Regions from separate parts of the Homo sapiens genome. Here regions 2 and 3 are each linked to region 1. Evidence: chromatin contacts called from ENCODE Hi-C data. All regions are on one chromosome and are shown on one strand. The core of a region is the stretch at or near the end of the contact, and the rest is flanking DNA. Distances in the headings are between cores, read along the strand shown. Region 1 holds the start of NUDT4 (nudix hydrolase 4). Region 2 holds the start of BLTP3B-DT (BLTP3B divergent transcript). Region 3 holds the start of APAF1 (apoptotic peptidase activating factor 1).

Region 1 (3,496 bases), core at 580-3,079:
AAGTTAATAACCTTTCCCTTTGCAGTTTCTAGCTCTCCTAAGCAGACCCATCTCAAAGGCTGGGGCCGTATTTCTCTGCACACTCGTTTGGGATTCAAGTCTAATACGTAAAGGTTATGAGTGAGCACAGAGCAACCCATTTAAAGGGCTTGGTTTCTTTTCAAAAAAAAATAAAGGCAAAACAAGGGTTTGAAGGGCAAATTTCGAGAACTTTTCGTTAACATAACAAGAACTAAGCCACTGAGTGTATTCTGTGTCATATTCATCACAACTACAGGGACTAGCAGTAAGGAAGCCATTAAATTCCCATCTCCAGCCTTAGCCTAGTATTTTATACACGGTTGGTTATGAAAGCAGAACTCAGAATGTTAATTTTTTTCACCTATGTAATTTATCTTAAGAGTGGCAATACCAAAAGGCTACTATTGCCCTAAGCAAACTTCAACAGTTAGCCATTTTAAATAAATACTACTGAATTAAGTAAAAATCGCTCTCCAGGGAAACCCCAAGGGTCTCATTCTCAGCCCAATGCAGATGGGTAAATTATCCAAGAACGACTGCTCTGAGAACGAGAAAGGCTACTCCTTTCCAGATGTCAAGCCAGACAGCAAAGAACCCTTTATACATAAGCTGAGAGCTGGAGATTACTGTCTGAAAATGGCAGCTTTGCCCATCTCTAGTCCATCGTCTCCCTTTTGGCATTATTCCACATTTTTCACTAACCATTTTTCTGCAGTCAGAAAACTTTAAGAAGGGAAGGCCGTTTTAAAAATGAGGCATAATTATGCCAACAGCTTGCGGGTTCATGGACCCACAAGAATTGCCAAGACTAGACTCAATTCCAAGCACGAGGACTGTCTGTTACTCCACAAACATGCTTAGATCGAATCCGAGACCGCAAACGGCTGTAACATGGAAGGAAAATATGTAAAAGAGGCACAAGGGCTCTGCTGCAACACTCACGCCATTTCCACCCTCCTCTCGCTGAGCACTCGAGGTTTATCCGGCTTTCAACTCAATTCGCACGTTAAGATGGTGACTCCCGCTAGGCGAGACTTACGCGGCCCGGGACCTTCCCGGGGACCAGGCGCCTTCTCGAGTGCCCAGATGGAGAAACTGGGGCTGGGCGAGCCCCCTTTGTCTCATCTATCAGCCCAGAGAAAGGAAGGAAGAAGTGAGGGAGGAAAGGAGTGAGGGAGGAAAGGAGGGAGGGAGGAAGGGGGCTAATCCCTCCCAGCCCCGCAGCCTGCGCAGGGGCGGGGAGCGAGGGGAAGCACCCGGGCCCTAGACCCCGGCGCCCCGGAGGGCAGCGTGCGGCGCCGGGCGCCCTACCTCGTCCTCCTGCTCGCTCCGGAAGCACAGGCACGCCGCCCGCTTCTTGAAGCCCTCGCGGTCGTAGGTCCGCGTCTGGTTGGGCTTGAACTTCATCATAGAGGCGGGCTCCTGCTGCTGCTGCTGCTGCTCCGGCCGCCGCCGTGGGGGCCCGGCCGCCGCCACCCCGCCGGGGAGTGGGGGCGAGGGCGAGTCGGGCGCAGGAGCGCCCGGGAGCGCTAGTCGGTGCGGGAGGTGCGGCGAGGCCGGTCAGTCCCGGGGCCGGCGGCCGCTCCGACGCGGGCGGGACGGGACGCTAGCGCGGGTCACTGGAACCAGGGTGCCGAGATGAAAGCTCCGCCTCTGCCCAGTTGTCCGCCGCTCTCCATGGAGCCCGACTCCCGCTCGCCTCCGCTCCCTCCGGCCGTAGCCGCCAGGGGAAGGGCGGCTAGAGGCGCGCGCCACGCGGAGACAGTTGCGAAGACCCGCTCCCACTGAGCAGCAGCACCGCGGCGACCGCGCGCCGCCCCCTCTGCTCTGTTTAAATGAAGCCCACATGCGCCCCGCCTCCCCCGCGCGCCACTGCGCCTGCGTGCAGAGACCATTGCAATGGGGTGGGTGGGTAGGTGTGGCGGGGGAGGTAGGGGCGGGACCTCGGCCGCCCGGTGGGCGGGGCCGCGCGCACTCCCGGGCTGGAGTTCGGCGAGGCCTTGGGACTGGCGCTGGAGCCCAGCGTGGGATGACCGTGCCCCGAAAACATGCCAGTGAATGGAAAGAAGCCAAGGTCCCCTCCCTCCCTGCTTATACCCTCAACTTTGCCAATGAGGACCCTAAATACCAGCTGCACTACAGGGGATGTAACTACATACACCGTCACCAAAGTTGCAGCCTGGCCAAGAAATGCCAGGGGACGTCGCGGCGATTGCAGACTCCGCGGTGACTGTGTAGATACGTCCAGAATTCGCCCTTGTAGCGCGGGGAGAGGCGAGAGTGAAGGCCTAGAAAAGTTAAGACGTTAACTGTTTTTTTTTTCTTTGTTTTCACAAATGGGGGGTAGGCAAATTTCCTTTTTTTTTTTTTGTATTTAAATTTTTAATCTTTGGTTGGGGATGGCTTGTATTATTTAAAGAGTCAACTCTAGCTTAAACGTTTCTTTGAAGCTGTCTATAACATCCCCCACTTTGTGCCACCTTCCGGAAAGTATTAATACTGGCAATGGCTAATAGTTGCGAAATGGTTTTCATGTGGATCTCATGCTAAGTAACAGCGCAGCTGGATGCTGGGGCCACAGCACTAAAATATAATGGGATTTCTGCTATCTGGGAGCTTACAGTACCTTGGGGACTTGGAACAAACAACCTCTACACTTCAGAGTGTTAGAAGGGCTAAGATAGGAGCCAGGAGGCCTGATCTTAAGGTAGCTCGAGAAACCCAAACTCAGGCCATTCTGCCCTTCCACAGAGGCCCAGGTTGCTTGGGTCCTGACTTGGTTGGTTGGTTTTTCACCCCTTGAGGGCCTATTGTGTGTCAGGCACTGGCATCTAACAAAACCAGTCAGCCCCTGCCTCTCCAGGAGCGTAGGCACCTGAGAGCACACCGTCAAATATTAAATGATCACACGTGTACACGTAAAACTACAAATGTAATGGGCTCTAAGGTTTCAGACAAAGATTTGACCAGATCTGCAGTCAGAAAAAGATTATTGGGGCAGCAAGGCAGGAGCTGAGGGCTGAAGGAGGAGGAGCTAAATTGACCAAGAGCTTTCAAGGCAAAGGGAACTGGGATTTCTGCAGAGCCCAAAGTGGGAGGGAGTGAGGAGAGTTCTCAGAAATGAAAGAAAAGGCCAGTGTGGCTGCAGAGCGGAGGCAAGCTGGTTCCGCCTCTGGCAGAGGGGCCTGTGAGGCCTGACTGAGAGGCTGGGGACCACTGGAGAGCTCAGAGCAGGCACTGGTCTTTCTAGTCTCCAACCTCCTTTAGATTTGGGACTGCTGCATCTAACTCATCTTGTTACTCCCAGAGCCCAGCAGATGTAAGTTTGTAGAATGGGTTAGTGTTGAATAAATAATTTAAGGAATGAGGCTTCACCACAATTAGAAATCTTATCAAGACTGCGCAGAGATGTTTTCCAAGCCATTGATTTCTTATTGAAGGCACTTGAAATTTAACTATGTCCAGGATTTACAAA
Region 2 (3,496 bases), core at 504-3,003, 6.8 Mb before region 1:
GACTATGTGTAAACTACTTCCCACCCAACTCCCAAGATGTACAACCACACATCTTGCTAATACATCCCTCAGGGGTGGTACAATTTCTTTTCCTGTTTTAGATATCACTAGTGTTAAAAGAAAAACTTCAGCCAAATTAAATTTAAAGGAGTTTAACAATGAACGATTCCTGAGTCTGGCAGCCCCCATAATCACAGCAGATTCAGAGAGACTCCAGCACAGCCACATGCTGGGAGCAGATTTCTGGCCAGCAAAAGGAAAGTGAGGTCTAGAAAATGGAAGTGAGGTACAGAAACAACTGGATTGCTTACAGCTCAGTGTTTGCCTTATTTGAACACAGTCTGAACAGTTGGCTACATCTGGCCAAAACTCAGTGATTGGCACAGGTGTGGGCTATGGTCGGTTTATACCTCTGCTTATTTTCATAAGTTCATGATGTACAGAAAAACCTTTAGGCTGAACTCAATTACGTAAGGAGGCAGTGTTAGGCTAAACTTGACTTAACACTGAGTAATTTTTTTTTTTTTTGAGACAGTCTTGCTCTGTCGCCCAGGCTGGAGTGCAGTGGCTTGATCTCAGCTCACTGCAACATTTGCCTCCCGGGTTCAAGCAATTCTCCTGCCTCAGCCTCCTGAGTAGCTGGGATTACAGGCGCCCGCCACTATGCCCAGCTAATTTTTGTATTTTTTTTTTGTAGACACAGAGTTTCACCATGTTGGTCAGGCTGGTCTTGAACTCCTGACCTCAAGTGATCTGCCTGCCTCGGCCTCCCAAAGTGCTGGGATGACAGAAGTCGTCATTTTAATCTCTGAAAATGTTAGCTCTGTTTGGGATTGGGTGGGGTGGAGGTGTAGAATTGTAACAGTTTTCCCTAGTTCAACAATTTCCTTCCTTCCTTACAGAACTTTTCATATGATATTTACACCTTTAGGTTCAACCTAGTGAAGTGGGTAAGGCTGATGATTAATCTATTTCACAGATGATTAAAATGAAACTAATAGTAAAGAAATTATTTTCCCCAGGATAACACAGCTAGAAAATACCAGAGCCAGGACTTGAATTATACACCTTCTAATTCCTAGGTCCTAGACTACTAGGAACCATTGTCAACCTTTACTTCCCTTAGAATAGCAATAACCAAAGGAAACATTAAATTGCCACATTTAGGTAAGGGAAAGGCAGGACACCTTAACAAAAGAAAAAAAAAAAACACCAAAAACAAAAACCTAAGGAAGAATATGAAGAAAGGTGAGTAGGTCAAGAGAGCAAAGCAAGCACAGGAGTTAATGGCCGATTCTTAAAACATTCTAAGGAGGCCGGGTGCAGTGGCTCACGCCTGTAATGTCAGCACTTTGGGAGGCTAGGAGGGTGGATCACGAGGTGAGAAGTTCGAGACCTACTGGCCAATATGGTGAAACCTCGTCTCTAATAATACAAAAATTAGCCGGCCGTGGTGGTGCGCACCTGTAATCCCAGCTACTCAGGAGGCTGAAGCAGGAGAATCGCTTGAACCCTGGAGGTGGAGGTTGCAATGAGCCGAGATCGTACCACTGGACTCCAGCCTGTGTGACAGAGCAAGACTTGTCTCAAAAAAAAAAACAAACAAGCAAAAAAATAAAAAACATTCTGAGGAAATGAATAAGGGAAGTAGGACGTGGAAGTAAAAATCAGCGACGGGTCAGCGATGGAGGCGGGAACACCAGCAGAGGGAAGGAGGGAGGATTAAGGCCAAGAAGGATGGTGTATTGAGAGTCAAGGGCCCTGTGTCGCGAGGGCTAAGAACCCTGGCGCCAATGCCACAAACCTCCCGCCCCCGCCCAGAGCCCAGCCAGAGCCCAGCCAGAGCCCGCCCAGAGCCCGCCCAGAGCCGGCGTTGGCCCCGCCCCGCCTCGTGCCGGCCCCGCCTGGAGCCGCCCCGCCCCCGCCCTCCACCGAGTCTCTTAGGTGATGCTGCAGCCAAGATGGCGCCCGCGGCGGCCGTGGCGGCCTGAGCGTGATGCTCCGGGTTCTCGGCGGCGGCTGTGGCCTTGGCCGGGGCCTTGGGTCTCTCCCGGTCGTGAGCGATCAGCGCCTCTCCGCCGGCCGGGCTAGCCGGGACAGAGAGGAGACGGCCACGAAGAGAGGAGGCAGTGAGCAACAGGACGAGACCGCGGCGTCTCCAGCCTCGGTACCATGGCCGGGATCATCAAGAAACAAATCTTGAAGCACCTCTCCAGGTCAGTGAGCGCCTCGGTGTCGGCGCCAGTCGGCCTCCACCCCAGCCCGCACTGGAGTCAGCCTGCGGCTTCGGGGGCGGCGGCGCCTGGCGGCTGTGCGGGAGGCGACCTTCGGACTTCCCCGCTCTGGCCGGGGCAGAGGTCGCGGCCCCGGATCTCTTGTCGCCGGCGGCGCCGGGGGCTGGCCTCACGAATCGGCCCCTGACGCGTCTTCTCCCAGGGTGGGCGCGCGGAGGAGCCCGGAGTGCGGAGCGCGGCGGGCTGGGATCGCTCCCGGCGCGGCGTCTGGGGGCGTCCCGGCTCGGCTCTGTGCGGTACTGAGCGGAGGCTGGAGGTGGCCTGGCGTCACCCAAGTGCCTGGTTAATGTGCTGGGCTCTAACTCGAGTTCGGTGCTCCTTCCCCTTGGAGCAGAGCGGTTCCGTTAACCGAGGGCTTCTGGCGCAGTGTGGACGCTCAGTGGAGGCTGTGTTCTCAGTGGAACGTTAACCTTGTGATTGTTCTGAATTCCTCCCACCTTGGCGTTCCCGCTCTGTGGCATCAGAGGGTGTGCCTGTTTGCACAGTTAGGATTTGTTTTAGGTAAATAAGCAGAGTTCGCAGCTTTGGCAGGTTCTTTCTGGAGTCCTATGAGACCCACATCATTATTACTGAACATTTTTTTTTTTTGGTTTTTGCTCTTTTTCCTCTGCAACTCTAAAATTCAGGGAGTTAACATCTGTGGTGATTAAACCCAAGACATGTCATTCTCTCCATTTCATAACGCGGTTTTAGTCAGAAACATGACTCAGTAAGGCTGGCAGTTTGTTACTGCTCTTGGCTTCTCCGTGTTTGTCTCAAGACACAGGCTAAATGTAGGCTCTTGTTCCAAGTTGTTACCAGCGAACTCAAAGCCCTTGGTTAGGATCCCTTTCTGTTCGATTTGTAAGTTAATTTTAACTAATTTTGGGAAGACACGGGTATGATTATAGACTTGTATAGTAAACATAATTCTTGATTCCCCAGATTGTCTTATACCACAGGTTATATATTGGGAACAGAATTCTACTTCTGTGATTCAGCAAATATTTTCCTCACTTATAATACTGAATAAGATATAGCACTTTTCTTAAAAGTAGCAAAGTATAGCAGCGTGTGTGTGTGTGTGTACATATATATACATATGTACATATATACATATACATATATACACATATATACACATACATATATATGTGTACTACATATATATGTGTATACACTACACATATATATGTGTATATATGTAGTATTTTTTTAGTAGA
Region 3 (3,496 bases), core at 545-3,044, 5.3 Mb before region 1:
TACTTCCTTTTTTAATTAAGATTGTATAAAATAGTGATTACATTGAAGTCCTAATATTAAGAGACTTCTTGTTTTCCTTATCAAACATAAGAGTGAATAGAGCATTGTTACTATTGAGTATTAGTTCTCGTTCAAGGAGGATGTCAGCTCTAGGTCCTCCTTGCTAAACACATTTCCCACAAAGCAACAGGAAACACTTTCTGATGTGATTTCTCAGACCAGGAGGACATGAGGAAAGAATAACAGCCTTTATAGTAAAATACTTGACGTTTCTAGCAACTTTATTTCAAATATAATGCAAATTTTTCCATGGGCATAAAACCCAGTTCACAATATCTGCAAGTTTTCAAAACATTAACAGAACTTTACACAATGTATAGAGTGAAAGAGTCTAAACGGGTTTATCAATTCATTCATTCAATACACATTTGTGCCCCTCCCTATATGTCAGACACCAAGACTACAGAAAAGATTGAGTCATTTGCCTGAAATAATTCACAGTCTACTCAAAGAAGAAAAAGAGAGAGAGAGTGGGAATGTGAATGCCCGAAGTGCAAAAACAGAGCACAAGTAACTTGGAGCTCACAGAAGGGGGCAATAATTATCAAGCTTCAATGACTGTTTTTGAAGTCACCAAATGTAGCACTTGGAAAAACAGGGACGGACGTAGGGCATTTGCCTATGCTTGTCAAGGCTTACAAAATGCCCAGCAGGGGCACAAAACTGATAAAAAGTTATTGATTCGAATCAAAACTCTCATTTTTTAAAATGTTAATAACGTTTTTGTCCTCTTAAACATAAAATGTTCCTTAATTTATAGTAATGAAATTCGATGTGAAAAAACAAGAATGAATGAATTTTTTAGGTGATGTCCAATAGCTAAGCAAATAAGACACTCTGGTTTTCTGAAACTAATTTCCAATTTCACCTAGTCCTGTTAAACTAAAATATGCAAATCTTAAATACGTTTTAAAACTGCACAACTTATCTGAACTAAGTCTCAAAACCTTTTGTAACCCACAACAAAATGGAAAGCCAAAACTCTTCATGGACGTAAAACAGAAAACAGCGCACGTTTATCCACGAAAACCCCAAGTTTACTACTTCCTCATTACAGAATTTCTCTTCCTGGTACAGGAGCAGGATGGTTATCAAATATTCCATGTCCTCAAATTCTCAGTCCCTGAAATCAGCTACCAAGCCTCCAAAGAACCTGGCTCGGGGAGAAAAGCGAGGAGGTCAACTTACCCAAGCCTTTGCGCCTAGGTCTTAGTGGGGAGGGCGGCACTGCCGGGACAAGACTGGGAGACTCCAGGCCGGTGGAGGGAAACGGCAACAGGAGTTTTCCACCGGGAATTAGGGGTGCAGGGCTCTGTCTCGCCACATACCCTTCGCCCCGGGGCAGGTCCGGGCCTCACAGGCGCCTCCCCTGGATCTCTGCAGCCCCGGGGCGCACGAAGACCCCCAGGGACCTCCGAAGGTTGGCGAGGTGGGCGTCCACCCAACGCAGCCTGACCCCACAGTCCCGGAGCGCCGCGGTGAGGCCCGGCCCACGGGCCGCCCTCCGGTGGACCCCACTACTGGACACAAAGGGAGGAGGTCTTCCCGGCCTGTGGCGCCCTTCCCCCGACGGCGGCTGCACCCCGGAGGGAGCCCGGCGCTACTCCGGATGCCGCTGCGGCACCTCAAGTCTTCGCGGGTCGCCGACTGCCCAGACTCCCCACCTCTGGTTCTATCCCTTTTGCCCGGGATAGAGCAGTCACGTCCACTCGCTACCTCTTCTTCTCCGCCTCTGGACAGCGGAGCAGTCAAATCCCGCCGGATCCACCCAGCCCGGACGGCGCGCGCCCGCTTATGCAAATAAACACACCCCAAGCCCCAAGGGGCGGCCACCGCTGCCGCCGCGCACTCCTGCCACGGCTCATGCCCGCGCGCGTAGAAGTGCCCGCCTACCCCGCGGACGGGGCGTGGCTAAGCCTCAGGGACGCGCCGCGTTCCCACCAATGCCGGACTCGGGCAGCGGCGGCGCGCCCGACGTGGCGCGCGCGACCCCTTCGTCCTGCCCCTCCTCCTCGGGTCCCGTCGGCCTGCGCGCGCCCGGGAGTTTGAATTTCCTCGGATTTGGAGCAATATCGCAGTGGAAGGCGCTGTGGGTTGAGGTCGCCGCCCACCTCTCCTAGGGGAACTATGGAGCTGGCAGCTGAAAGACTCAGTGAAGCAACGAGGATGCCGGGGAGAGGGAAGGGGCTGGGCTCTGGGCGGTGCCAAGTCTGTGAGGGGGCGCGGTCACCGCCCAGGGTTCCCACGAACGCCAAGGCGGCCACGTCCTGCTCCCCCTGGTGAAGAAGCTGCCCTGGGCTTGTCGTCCTAGGGTCTCCAGACATGTCTGAGGTGAAGAGCCGGAAGAAGTCGGGGCCCAAGGGAGCCCCTGCTGCGGAGCCCGGGAAGCGGAGCGAGGGCGGGAAGACCCCCGTGGCCCGGAGCAGCGGAGGCGGGGGCTGGGCAGACCCCCGAACGTGCCTGAGCCTGCTGTCGCTGGGGACGTGCCTGGGCCTGGCCTGGTAAGTGGACGCGAGGCTGCCTGGGCCGGCCTCCTGTGGGCCCCCTGCTGTTTGGGCTCCCACCCGGCTCAACATCCAGCCGGAGGTGATCCAACCTCCCAGACCTGGGCCTTCTGTGCCTCTGTCTTGACCCCAAAGGAAGGAAACAGCCCAGCCTTGTTTTTCCCTTTCGGGCGTTTCTTGTATCTCATTTCCCCCCGTGCTGGTAGCATGCCCCTATCGCTCAGAAGGAGTTGAGGCTAAGGTTTGGGAACGAGCCATTTGTTAAGAGCTGCAGATTCGGCCACGCTTTCTGAAGCTCCCGCTACACGTCAGAAGCGTTCACGTTGTTATAAACCGTTACTTCCTGTCCGCTGTGCCCCATTCCGGGACACATCTGCCCCACCCTACTCACCCCATAAATACCTAATGGAAATACTTGCAACCTTAAAACAGATCATTATGTTTGGAGACCGAGGCAGGTGGATCACTTGAGGTCAGGAGTTCGAGACTAGCCTGGCCAACATGGTGAAACCCCATCTCTACCAAAAATACGAATAATCAGCCGGGCGTGGTGGCGGGCGCCTGTAGTCCCAGTTCCTCCGGAGGCTGAGGCAGGAGAATCGCTTGAACCCGGGAGGCGGAGGTTGCTATGAGCCAAGATCGCATCACTGCACTCCAGCCTGGGCGACCGAGCGAGACTCCGTCTCAAAAAAAAAAAAAAAAGAAAACCATATCATTATGCTCCCAAAGGAGCAAACGTTATAGTAGCAGAGCTTGGAGGAGTGCTCATATTTTGATCACCGTGCATGCATTATGAATTTAAGGTCTTTTATTAAGTAAGTTACAGATTGAATATGGTAAAGCTACAAAAACATAGCACTTGTGTTCACTTAAAACTAACCAGTTGCAGTTTTAAAATCAGGTAAATGGCGATATATTGGTGTCATTAGGAA

The links. A loop is a pair of places that touch in the nucleus more often than their neighbours do. Pooled maps may share reads with other maps.
Region 2: a pooled map shows a loop between it and region 1 (14-fold over the local background). The contact joins the promoter of BLTP3B-DT here to the promoter of NUDT4 in region 1. A Hi-C loop is called at or near these places in 4 of 50 pooled maps.
Region 3: a loop to region 1 is called in a pooled map, with 16 times the contacts of the local background. The contact joins the promoter of APAF1 here to the promoter of NUDT4 in region 1. A Hi-C loop is called at or near these places in 6 of 50 pooled maps.

What each region holds. Positions count from the first base shown.
Region 1 is chr12:93,376,258-93,379,753 of GRCh38, reverse strand. It overlaps NUDT4 (nudix hydrolase 4), which reads right to left and starts at 1,829. Exons shown (of 5, transcript NM_019094.6): 1 at 1,333-1,829. The coding sequence starts at 1,431. It overlaps LOC643339 (a long non-coding RNA gene), which reads left to right and starts at 2,018. Exons shown (of 5, transcript NR_040096.1): 1 at 2,018-2,317. RefSeq lists silencers at 1,198-1,497, 1,718-2,057 and an enhancer at 1,294-2,233.
Region 2 is chr12:100,141,312-100,144,807 of GRCh38, reverse strand. It overlaps BLTP3B-DT (BLTP3B divergent transcript), which reads right to left and starts at 1,753. Exons shown (of 2, transcript NR_186018.1): 1 at 1,465-1,753; 2 at 137-268. It overlaps BLTP3B (bridge-like lipid transfer protein family member 3B), which reads left to right and starts at 1,934. Exons shown (of 21, transcript NM_015054.2): 1 at 1,934-2,216. The coding sequence starts at 2,173. RefSeq lists silencers at 1,770-1,949, 2,270-2,519 and an enhancer at 1,626-2,389.
Region 3 is chr12:98,643,588-98,647,083 of GRCh38, reverse strand. It overlaps APAF1 (apoptotic peptidase activating factor 1), which reads right to left and starts at 1,794. Exons shown (of 27, transcript NM_181861.2): 1 at 1,249-1,794. IKBIP (IKBKB interacting protein) reads left to right here and starts at 2,296. Exons shown (of 3, transcript NM_153687.4): 1 at 2,296-2,561. The coding sequence starts at 2,383. RefSeq lists silencers at 1,390-1,599, 1,920-2,119 and enhancers at 1,696-2,323, 2,324-2,950, 2,951-3,496.